2 separate regions of the Homo sapiens genome follow, and region 2 is linked to region 1. The links are chromatin contacts, found by Hi-C in ENCODE. All regions are on one chromosome and are shown on one strand. The core of a region is the stretch at or near the end of the contact, and the rest is flanking DNA. Distances in the headings are between cores, read along the strand shown. Region 1 holds the start of LINC01305 (long intergenic non-protein coding RNA 1305). Region 2 holds the start of NEUROD1 (neuronal differentiation 1).

Evidence for each region. A loop is a pair of places that touch in the nucleus more often than their neighbours do. Pooled maps may share reads with other maps.
Region 2: a pooled map shows a loop between it and region 1 (27-fold over the local background). The contact joins the promoter of NEUROD1 here to the promoter of LINC01305 in region 1. A Hi-C loop is called at or near these places in 6 of 50 pooled maps.

Annotation. Positions count from the first base shown.
Region 1 is chr2:174,323,346-174,328,926 of GRCh38, forward strand. It overlaps LINC01305 (long intergenic non-protein coding RNA 1305), which reads left to right and starts at 2,682. Exons shown (of 3, transcript NR_038897.1): 1 at 2,682-4,065; 2 at 5,112-5,491. RefSeq lists enhancers at 2,786-3,603, 3,071-3,190, 5,240-5,581.
Region 2 is chr2:181,677,996-181,683,576 of GRCh38, forward strand. It overlaps NEUROD1 (neuronal differentiation 1), which reads right to left and starts at 2,522. Exons shown (of 2, transcript NM_002500.5): 1 at 2,435-2,522; 2 at 1-876. The coding sequence starts at 865. RefSeq lists enhancers at 3,172-3,748, 5,475-5,581.

The DNA.
Region 1 (5,581 bases), core at 1,432-3,931:
AGGCTGAGATAGGAGGATCCATTGAGCCCGGAAGGTCAGGGTGCAGTGAGCCATGATTGCACCACTGTTCTCCAGCCTGGGCGACAGAGTGAGACCTTGTCTCTAAATTAATTAATTAATTAATTAAAACTTTAAATATAAAAGAATATCAGCTGAGGGCTGTGGTGTGCATCTGTAGTCCCAGCTACTGGAGAGGCTGAGGTAGGAGGATCCCTTGGGACCAGGAGTTTGAGCCTATAGTGCGTTATGATCCCACCTGTGAATAGCAACTGGAGTCTGGCCTGGAAAACGTAGTGGGACCCTGTCTGTTAAAAAAACAGGGTGGGGGGTTGGGGGGAGGGGGATATCAGAACAAATGACTGACTGACTTCAACAAATAAATTGCAAGGAAAGGAAAAGAGAGAGAGGAACCTATAGATTAAAAGACACTTGGGAGGTATATTAACTAAATGCAATGTGTGCATGTTTAGATCTGATTTGAAAAAAAAAACTAAAAAAATCATTTTTGACACAACTGGGGAGACTTGAACATTGATTAGATATCTAATAATATTAAGGAATCATTTTAAATGTGTTTAGATATAATTATAGAGTAACATGGTATTGGAGGATTTTTGGTGTTATTTTTTGACATTTTGATACATACCGTAACATTTACAAATAAAGTAATATAATATCTGAGATTTGCCTCAAAATAAGGAAGAGGGAAATGGATGGGATAGAGATGAAACAAGTTTGGCCATGAGCTGACAACTGTTGACACTGGGTGATGGAGATAGAGGGGTTCGTTAAAATATTCTGTCTATTTCTAAATAAATACTTGATTTTTTTTTTCAATTTTCGGACAGGATCTTGCTCTGTCTCCCAGTCTGGAGTGCAGCGGCGCAATCAAGGCTCACTGCAGCTTCGACCTCCCAGGCTCAATCTATTCTCCCATGTCAGCCTCCCCAGTAGCTGGGACCATACGCACACACAACCATGCTCAGCTAATTTTTGTATTTTTTTATAGAGACAGGGTTTTACCATGTTGCCTAGGCTGCTCTCAAACTCCTGGGCTCAAGGGATCTGCCCTGCCTTGGCTTCCCAAAGTGCTGGGATTATAAGCTTGAGCCACTGTGCCCAGCAGATATTTTCTACAATAAAAGTTTTTAAAAAGATATCAGTAAGACTCACCTGGTAAGATTATTGTGTGGATTAAATGAGATGCTGTGTGTAAAGCACTTGGCAGAATGCCTGGTATATAATAACCGCTCAATAAATATTAGCTATTACTTTTAGAGACAAGGCCTCCTCTTCCCCTCCTGGAGAACTATGAAAGCCAGACCATGAAATGTGTGGCTGACTGGAGCAGCTAACCTTACTCCTTCCAAATCAGGCAGCTGCAGGCTGTCATTGCATTCATCCTCATCCAACCTTGCTTCTGTACTAGGCCCTGTGCTTCCCACACACACACTAAAATTCTGTTTTATAGCGGCTGTTGGCTTTGCCTTTAGTTTCACAGTAAGTTTTAGCTGGGAATGTTATTTCAGTGGAAAATGGAAGGCAAGAACTTTTTTAGCTCAACTATTAATAAGTATGGAGCACATTGTTAGGAATTTTCCTATATAGTTTTATTTAACCTTCATAACAATCCTTCAAAGTCGAAATTATTAGCTTCATTTTAGAGAGAAGGAAACACAAGTTTCAAGGCCCGCCCAAGGTCACAGGGCCTTAAGTGGTGGGCCTTAAGTGGTGGGCCTTAATTCACACCCACCTCCTGAGACCTCCAAAGGGCTTGTGCTTACCCAGGAGCCCTAGCTATCAGCTCTGTTGCCTTTCTTTTCCTTATCCTAGCTTAAAAACAACTGCCATCCAGAAAAGGTTAAGTTGACATTCCTAATCAAAAGAGTCTGGACCAGACGCGGTGACTCACGTCTGTAATCCCAGCGCTTTGGGAGGCCCAGGTGGGTGGATCACGAGGTCAGGAGTTCGAGACCAGCCTGACCAAGATGGTGAAACCCCGTCTCTACTAAAAATACAAAAAATTAGGCGGGCGTGGTGCCGGGCGCCTGTAATCCCAGCTTCTAGGGAGGCTGGAGCAGGAGAATCGCTTGAACCCGGGAGGCGGAGGTCGCAGTCAGCCGAGATCACGCCACTGCATTCCAGCCTGGGCGACTGGGTGAGACTCTTTTCAAAAAAAAAAAAAAAAGAGTCTGACGCCGTATTTATCTGTCTTGTAGAGGCAGAGGCAGCACTGGTTTGCAGCCCAGCGGTAAGAGGTCTGCCCAACTGATGAGGAGAGTTACAGGCTTGGGAGTAGCTTGGGCCGGGCAGAGGGGAGGCTCTGAATGTAGTAATAGAGAGAAAAAGGTTTTCAGGATTGCACCGATATTTGTGTTTCATTTCCCCCTTGTTCCAAATGCTGTTCAACTTAAGGGAAGAAGAAAGCAGGGAGGGATACCTTATACGAAAACTGTTCCATTCCGAAAATTAAAAACAGCCAGCTGCCATCAAATACCAAGGGCCCTTATATTCAAACTTCAGCTGTAATTTAGTTGGGAGGTTGCAATGGCACCCTAAACTGTCAAATGATTTGACCTTAGAATCCTGCTTACATAAAGCCGGACAATTCCATGCAAGGGGGGTGTCTGGTTACAACTGAAGTTATTGGTTGTTTACGTCCGACTTGTCCGGGAATGGAGCAGAGAAAGAGGAACCAGAAGAAAGAGAAACTCGCGACAACAGAGTTGCCGAAAGAGAAGTGTTGGCGCCTCAAACTTGAGGATCAGCTTCTTGGGCCCCACTCCAGGGTGTCGCGGGGGTCGGGTTCTTTCCGCCGCCCCCCGAAAGATTCTCAGCTAACCCTTTCCCCGCCGAGACCAAGAGGCCCTCACTCTGACACCACTCCGGGAGCCAAGCTACTGTAAGGAGCTGATACCACCCCTCGCCGGCGCGAACCGCCCATCTCCCCAGACCCGCCCACCCCCTGCTGCGAATCCCTGACGTTCTAGCCCGGCGAAGGTCCTCTTAAATTAGGAAACAATAGCTATTTAAGAAGAAGCGCAAATAACCCGCGCTCTGCGCGCCCAATCGTGGGATTCTTGGGAGTTCCCCGCGGGCAAGGAAGTCTGCTGCTCCCCGCAGCTGCGGAGGAGAGGAGGGAGCCTGCGTGCTGGGGCAGGGTGTCGCGAACTTGGGGCAACCCACCTCCAGAGCCCCGCCCCCGCTTTCCCGCCTGCCGGGGACCTGCCGAACGCGGAACCACCCTCCTTCCTGAGGCAAATTTGGGAGGGGAGAGGTCCAGAAGCTGTAGAGTCGGGGCGCCAAGCGCCAGATTCTGCCGCTCGGAAGTTGGGGGCAGTCCCCAGTCCCGCCTCAGGCCCCCGCGCTCACAGGGCGCTCCGCCGAGGGCGCGGGCCAGGCGCGCGGTGTCACCTCCACGAAGTCATTTACTTGCCCTGAAGGAGCTGGCCCTCGACCCCTTGGAGGATGGAGATTCCTCCCATTCCCTCCTCCGCCTCCCCCAGGTCGGCGAAGAGACGTGGAATTGAGCTGGACCGATGATTCCGCGAGCTCTGTAATTATGCACACACTGAAATCTTCACCGTTGACTTAAGTTACTTGGCGCTGCGAGGGCTGGGGCCCTGCATATTGATTAAATGCAGCCTCTATTTACCTAAACAATAAATGTAGAGATTAGCAACGTTCACTTGATCACAATAATGGGATTGACAATTAAGGGGCAATGCATCCCAGATGTAGCGGAACCTATGGGCTGCGTGCAGCAGGCAGAGGGCTTCTCAGAGAGGGGCGCTGGGCAGTTGCGGCGGCGGAGGTAGTGCAGAGCAGGAAGCAGCGCGGAAGCACAGCGGGAGGCGGAGGGGGACGCCCAGCCTCGTCAAGGTCTTCGGCCACCCCGCCCGGGAGGCTCGAAACTGGCTTTGGGGTACCTGAATGCCTCGACTCCCAGGGAGACATCGGGAGCTCGGAGCCACTCTCCCTGTGGCGATGGCACCTGCCTCAAGGCCGTCTCGCTTGCTGATGCCTGGCCGGGAAGGAGGATGGACGCCGCTGGCATGTGCCCTGGTAAGTGTGTCTGTTTGTCATCAGTGTACATTCTGCATGTGGCAGCAGGGCGAGGGGGAGGCGCACGTGTCTAAAGTGCACGGAGCCTTCCTCTACCCCTATGTATATACCCTTCAGTCAATGTTCCAAGAAGCGGGTCAGGGCGGAGGGTATCCATCTGGACTCTGGAAGGGCGTGGGTTTGACATCGGTAGGTGTGACAGGAAAGTCCAGCCTGTCAGAGTTGGGCTCTACAGTGGCCGAAATCAAGAAAGGATGGACGTGTCGGCCCAGGGCTGGCCTGTTTCCGGATATGTCACGGGGGTGCCTCGTTCCTCGAGGGGAGTTTTAGGATGTATCTTTTTTTCTCACCCTCTCACTGAACTGTAGGGTTCTGAGAAGAGGTTCTAGGAAGGAGAGGGCTGAAAGGAACTAAGAAAAGAACCCAGGAGAGTGGAACATGGGGTAATAAAAGACAGATGAGCACAGTTGGGTGTGTGTGTGAAACCGTGATCCACCTGGAAGGGGTTCCAAACCCTGGACTAACATCGCATACTGGCTGCAAAAGACACATGCGTGTTGCTTCTCTGCTCTTTCCCTCTTCTGTCTGAGCCCCATTATCAACCTGGAAGGCTTCTCATTCCACATTTAGACACAAACAAAAGGATTTGTCCCAGACACTCAAGAACAAGCCAGGACGAAGCCCTTTCCCGCCAAACCACGAAGGCCGGGAAATAAACAGCGCCTGCCCAGGCTCTGGGCGCGCGAGCCCAGGAGAGGACTTGGGTGGGAAGAGGATCTAGAAGATCGGAAGGAGGGAGAGAGGGAGGGAGAGAGGGAGGGAGGGAGAAGCTTGGAAAGAGAAGAGGGAGGAGGAAGAGGAGGGACCAGCAAGGCAGAGTTGGACCCGGGGTTCTGTTATAACCGCCCTTCCCCGCCCAGGGTCTTTCCATCCCCTGTCCCCCTCCCCCATTTCAGAGCTGAAGGCCGACTGTGGGAGGAGGAGGTTAAACAAAGGGAATCCTCCTCCTCTGGGACGGGTGAAGTGCGTTTGTCTTCTCCTTGCAGGCTCTGGAAAAACTGGCAGGAATTTCCTTGTCGTGAGAAGATGGACGAGTGTGTCTGCAGCCGAGGAGACAACTACAAACAGACTTTGGGCAGGGAAGGCGGGCGGGCGGGGGTGGGGGTGGGGGCGGGGGCCTGCTTTGATCGCTCCAGCTCTGTTGTAATTTTGTCTTCGCCAGATAGATTAGCTGGAACCGCCAGCCCTAGCTTGGAGTTCCGTTCCACGGAGTACCCTCCCTCCCCACCCCCAGCGTCATCTCGCGCCTGGAGCCGGGTCGCCGCTCCTTCCGAAGTCTCGCTGGAAACTTCAAGGGCTGATGGTTCTGTGTTCTTGACGTAATTAGGAGGCCACGCAGCTCTCCAACACTCCGTTAAACAAATATGTAAGTCGTCCTCCCCCTCTCTGGGGACAGACTCTAGGGAAGGAGGCAGCTGGGCCCGCTCCGGGTGGTGTCCTTGGCTAGCGGAGTGGC
Region 2 (5,581 bases), core at 1,272-3,771, 7.4 Mb after region 1:
GTTCGTGTTTGAAAGAGAAGTTGCCATTGATGCTGAGCGGCGGGCTGAGGGGTCCATCAAAGGAAGGGCTGGTGCAATCAGTCAGAGGGCTTTCAAAGAAGGGCTCCAGCGCTGCGCTGTAGGCGTGCGGCGGAGGCTTAACGTGGAAGACATGGGAGCTGTCCATGGTACCGTAAGGCGGACTGGGCAGCCCAGGCGACTGGTAGGAGTAGGGGTGTACAGGGAAGGAAGCGCTGGCCGTCGGCAGGTGGGGGGGCATGTCCTGGTTCTGCTCAGGCAGAAAAGTCCGAGGATTGAGTTGCAGGCAGCCCGCAACCAGGTTGGTGGTGGGTTGGGATAAGCCCTTGCAAAGCGTCTGAACGAAGGAGACCAGGTCTGGGCTTTTGCCTGAGCGCAGGATCTCCGACAGAGCCCAGATGTAGTTCTTGGCCAAGCGCAGAGTCTCGATTTTGGACAGCTTCTGCGTCTTAGAATAGCAAGGCACCACCTTGCGCAGGTTGTCTAGCGCCGCGTTCAGTCCGTGCATGCGGTTCCGCTCCCGGGCGTTAGCCTTCATGCGTCTCAATTTAAAACGCTCCAGGCGAGCCTTAGTCATCTTCTTCTTTTTGGGGCCGCGTCTCTTGGGCTTTTGATCGTCATCCTCCTCTTCCTCTTCTTCCTCCTCTTCCAGGTCCTCATCTTCGTCCTCCTCCTCTCCCCCGTTCCTCAGTGAGTCCTCCTCTGCGTTCATGGTTTCGAGGTCGTCCTCCTTCTTGTCTGCCTCGTGCTCCTCGTCCTGAGAACTGAGACACTCGTCTGTCCAGCTTGGAGGACCTTGGGGCTGAGGCTCGCCCATCAGCCCACTCTCGCTGTACGATTTGGTCATGTTTCGATTTCCTACATTCAACAAGGGAGAGGCAAACAGAAAGAAAAGCAGAAAAACGCTATATTCAAAAGCCAGATACGCCTTCAGCTTCCACTCCCTAAACCTGTACAAATGCTTGCGAAAAGTACCTGCCCATTACAAAATGAATGCCTCTGAGAAAAAGTTAAATGCAGTGTTTTATAATGGCGCGTGCGTGTGCCCCGCTAGTACGTAGGAGTGAGGACAGGACTGGGGGAGGGTAGTGAATATGTATATGTGTACACCACTCACGCATATGTGTTTGTATCCTAGTGATTAACTTAAATGTGTTTATGGTGGTTGCCCGACAGGATAATGTGTGTGGAAATGACTGTACATTTCAGCGACTTCATGTTTATCCAAATGTGTTCAAAGTTACTCACAACTCCATAAAAAAAAAAAAAAGCTGTAAAATCACACATTCTACTTCCATTTCTGTCCTGGCTTCCAGATACTTAGCGATTTAAGTTGAACAGCCATTGCGTAATTTACTAATACTGGCAGCGATTTTTAAGAAGATTACATCGACGGGATACTGAAAAGCAAATGCAGAAAGGAGGAAAAATAGTTTCCACCAAATTGTTTCACCATCAATGTAACATTTGGCAACAAAAGTGGACAGGGTCTTCCACCCCTCCCTCGCCTTTCTTTTCTTGCCTTCCATCTCTGGCCCACCGCTAAATTTCCACCTTGTACAAAAGCGCTAGCTGCAGGGCGAGGGCTGGGGGCGCGGCGCAGAGCGCTCTCCCACGCGCCGGGGATCAGGTGCGGAAGGCTCCTCTCTAATAAACAGCCCATTGAAAGGGCCGCCCGCTCTTTATTGGGGCTTTTCAAAGTTCGCCTCAAACCTCCCTTTAAAAGATTGAGTAATTATAATGGTCAGCGATTGGCAACCGCGAAGTTGCCGCTTCTAGTAAGGAAAATAAAAAGCCTTTAGTAAAACAACTGAATTTCTGGCTCCAGTAGTGGCTGCTGGGGACTTGGCCGCCTCTGGAGCGGTAACAGGTAGCAGGAGTGAGTCCCTCTCCCTTTCTCCACTTTCCCCCCTCTCAACTAAACTATCTCTGAACCTGATTTATTTTCCATGGTGTGAATACTCAAGGTATCCATGTCCCTTTCATTCACTGAAAACACAGCTTGACACTCCCAATGTGCGTAAAATACATGCACACAAAATATATATTGATAACATAGATTTTTTTTTCTTACTGTAAGAAGTGAGAAAGTGAAGTCATTATTGCTTTTGGGACTTTAAAATCAGCACTAGCAGATAATCATAGTTACCGTGCATTCTTTTAAAAAATCCAAGAAGCTCCTATGCTATCCACAAAAGAAACCCAAATTTTTAAAATTTAAATTAGAAAGCCTGCAGGGGGTACTTGAGTGACACGACTCATTATGTGTGAGTACTTATGGGCAATTATGGAGGGGGATGCTGGTCTCAATACACATACACACTCTCGCAAACGCACACATACAGAATATGTAGGTTCATCAGTCTTCAGTTATTGCTTCTATTCTGGGGCAAAAAAATGAAAGAACTGTAATTACCTTTGTTGTTAGTAGGTCCTGAGCAGTGATAGTCTCATAACCCTGGGGCCTCCGGACGCCGCGCCTCCTGCGTGGGCGAATTCCTCGTGTCGTGGCCGCGCGGGCGCTCAGGTTATATAGCCCAGTTAGTGATGCTAAGCGCGGGCGGGGCCGCTAGCTGAGGGGCTAGCAGGTCTATGCGCCTGACGCCTGCGCACGCGTCCAGGCTGTGCGCTCCCCGTTCTCCCCTCCTCCCCACTTCTCCCCACGCCTTGCTCGTCTCCCGCCCTCCTCCGACAACCGCTCCCCTCACCCTCCACCCCTACCCCCGCCCCTCCTCCTTCCTCCCCGGCATGCGCCATATGGTCTTCCCGGTCCAGCCAAGAGCCTGGAACCACGTGACCTGCCCATTTGTATGCCGCGGAGCGCTCCATTCCGGCCCCTTTGTGGCCAGAAGAAAGTGGCCCATCTGTCGCCAGTTAGAGACTCCGCGGACCTGTTTTTACCCGCAGGAGAGATTAACCCTTTCAGGCGGCAGAAGGGACGGGGATAGAGGGGGGAGGGGATTTGAGGGAAGGAAGGGAAAAGCTAATGTTAACTAGGTCTAGATCAGAGCGAGTGGCCTGCTTTCGCGCCGGAAGTAGGACAGAGGTGAAAGAGGCAGAAGCGGGGAGACTGAGGCACGCAGTGAAGAGTCCTCGCTCCTTTCGATTTCTTGTCCTGACACTGGCATCCAGAGCAGCATGACTCCTTGCCCTCTCTGAAAGGCCCATCCCTTGGCTTCTTCTCCTTGGCAGACGCTTTGATCATTGGCGCCAAAGGATGGCTTCTCCTAATCTCCGTCGGCCCCTCTAAGCAAACATATACGCCATATAAAAGCGGCTTCATCTGTAAACGCAGCGTTGAGATTAGTTCCCCAACCTCCCTAACCGGATCGTCCTCTCCCAGTTCCTTCAGTACAGAAAAGTTGTACCTGCCATTCTATCCCTACCATACGTGCAATTCTTCATGTCCTGACCTTCAGCTACGACTGTTCCTCCAGACCCTCTCACTACGTCAGTCCCCACCTCCATCCCCAGGATCTTGTCCTCAAAGCGAGCTAGTTCTCGCGAGGAGGCCTTGGTTCCATTGGCCTTTGCGCTCTCTTATGTGGGAGCTGGGGACTTCTTTGACGGTTGTATTCTGCCTTTTAACCATGGCCACTGGGTTGCTGGAAAGGGCACCCTCACTCAGCCAGTCCAGGGACGCTTCTGGTTCCCTGGCCAGCCCGCCCTGGACGGCCTCGGCTCTCTAGTCCAGGCATTGACCACAAGTACGGTGGTGGACACCTCGCCACAGCCGGACCTGCGCTCTTGCTCCCCTCAGTCTCGGGTCTGTATAAGATACTTGATTCAGACAAGCGTTTTCAAAGAGAAGATGCAATGGGCCTGTGCTGAACGGGTCTTTCCGATCTCTTTCTAGAAACGCCTTTAGCACAACCCCGGAAGGATTAATGGCTGCGAACTCCTCCAGACTTCAAAGCCTCTGATTTGAAACTCCCAACTTGAAGGTCAAGCAAAGACCACAGAAATTCTCGACCAGTTCTGAAGGAGCCATATTGTTGCCCAAATAGCAATTCTTTACTCTTTTCGAACAAGGGTTTTCCAGAATAATAGATTTTAAAAAGAAAGAAAGAAACTGGCCTGTCTACTCGTTCTTTCCCAGCTTTGCCTCTAATCCTTCATTAACTAACTCCTTACCCCCTCCCAGACCTGAAACCCTCTGCAATAAATACCTCTTACGTGAATTGCTTATTTAAAGGCAATTGCACTAAACATCCCTCGAGTTTGCAAACAGCGACAGGGTTGAGAGGCTGGATTGGGGTGCATCTGGGAGAGGGTGGGGACGGGAGGAGAGAGTAGGGGTAGAGGAAGAGGGTCCTAGCCAGATCCCCGGTGTCTGAAGGTAGCAGGTGCAGCCTTCCCTGCACAGTACTAATCTAAAAGGGGAAGAAAAGAGTTGTGCCACCGAAGCGTGGCGTGAATCGTTGTGGGGTTCTGGAGTTTTGCTTGCTTTTCTACATTCACTTGGCTGACAAAGCGCATAGGGGAGGATAAAATAATTCACCCAGGAGCCTGGGCCCAGGATTTACCCCTGTACTGTCTGTATCTTCAGTGTTGGGCTAAAACTCGAGGGCGTCGGAGTACTAGCCCTTAGAAGATAGTACACAGCCCGACGTTTGCGGCAGGGCCAGGTTAAGTACTGCCCCTCACCCGGCAGCTGCCCCGACTGGCAGCACACTATGCCGCAGGCATATGCAACTCGTGCCTAGGCTCTCATTTTTCCAACTTTGGGGAGTTCCGGAGGAGAACTGGGGACGGAGTGGGAGAAAGGACTCCAGCTAGCTTCGAGGTCAGGGGTAGCCTAGAGGTCCCTCTGCTAAATCCTTGTCCTCACCCCCAGAAAGCAGAAACCTCCAGTTCGCGACATCCTGTGCAATACAGGAGAATTATGGTGGAGTCAGATGTTCTTGAGCAAGAGGGACGCCCGAGTGTTTTGCCAGACGGAGACTCAAATGCGTAAAGTGCGGGAATTACTAGTCTGTTTCCTCCCTCTACCCTTGATAAATTCATCTCTAATCCCACTGCGCGTTGTTCGCTCAGGCCTGGAGATTTGTACAAAGGAAAGGCCACTCCAGGATGTTTCAGAGACAGGGCTGAGGTTGGGTCTCACGGTAGCTGTCCTTGGGCTTCCCATCCCGCAGCGCTCCGATGTGACCCTCCTCTGCGCGGAAAATTTCGACCCGGGGCGCCGGCATCGCGACGCTCAGCCAGTGCCCGCGAGGCTCCCAGGAGATGCGGGGTAGTAAGGCCCTAAAAAGAGGAGCCTGGACACGGCCTGGATTGAGGTGCGTTTTGTTTGGGGTTGAAGGCGCGAGAAATTGGGGCGAGAGAAGAGAGTCAGCCGGATCCCGGAGAGGACAGAGCTGAAGGCGCGGCGGGGCTTAGCACTGAGGACCTTCTCCGCGGCCCCGCTCCTCCTCCTTATTTTCTTCTCTTTGGACTTGTTTGGACGGTTGCACACTTTTCCCCCTCCTGATTCCCTAAGTTTTTTGTCTCTCCCCTCGCTGCCCGTTAGCTGTACTCCCCCAGCTCCCGTCCCTACTGGGCGCTGCAGGCTACCCAGCGG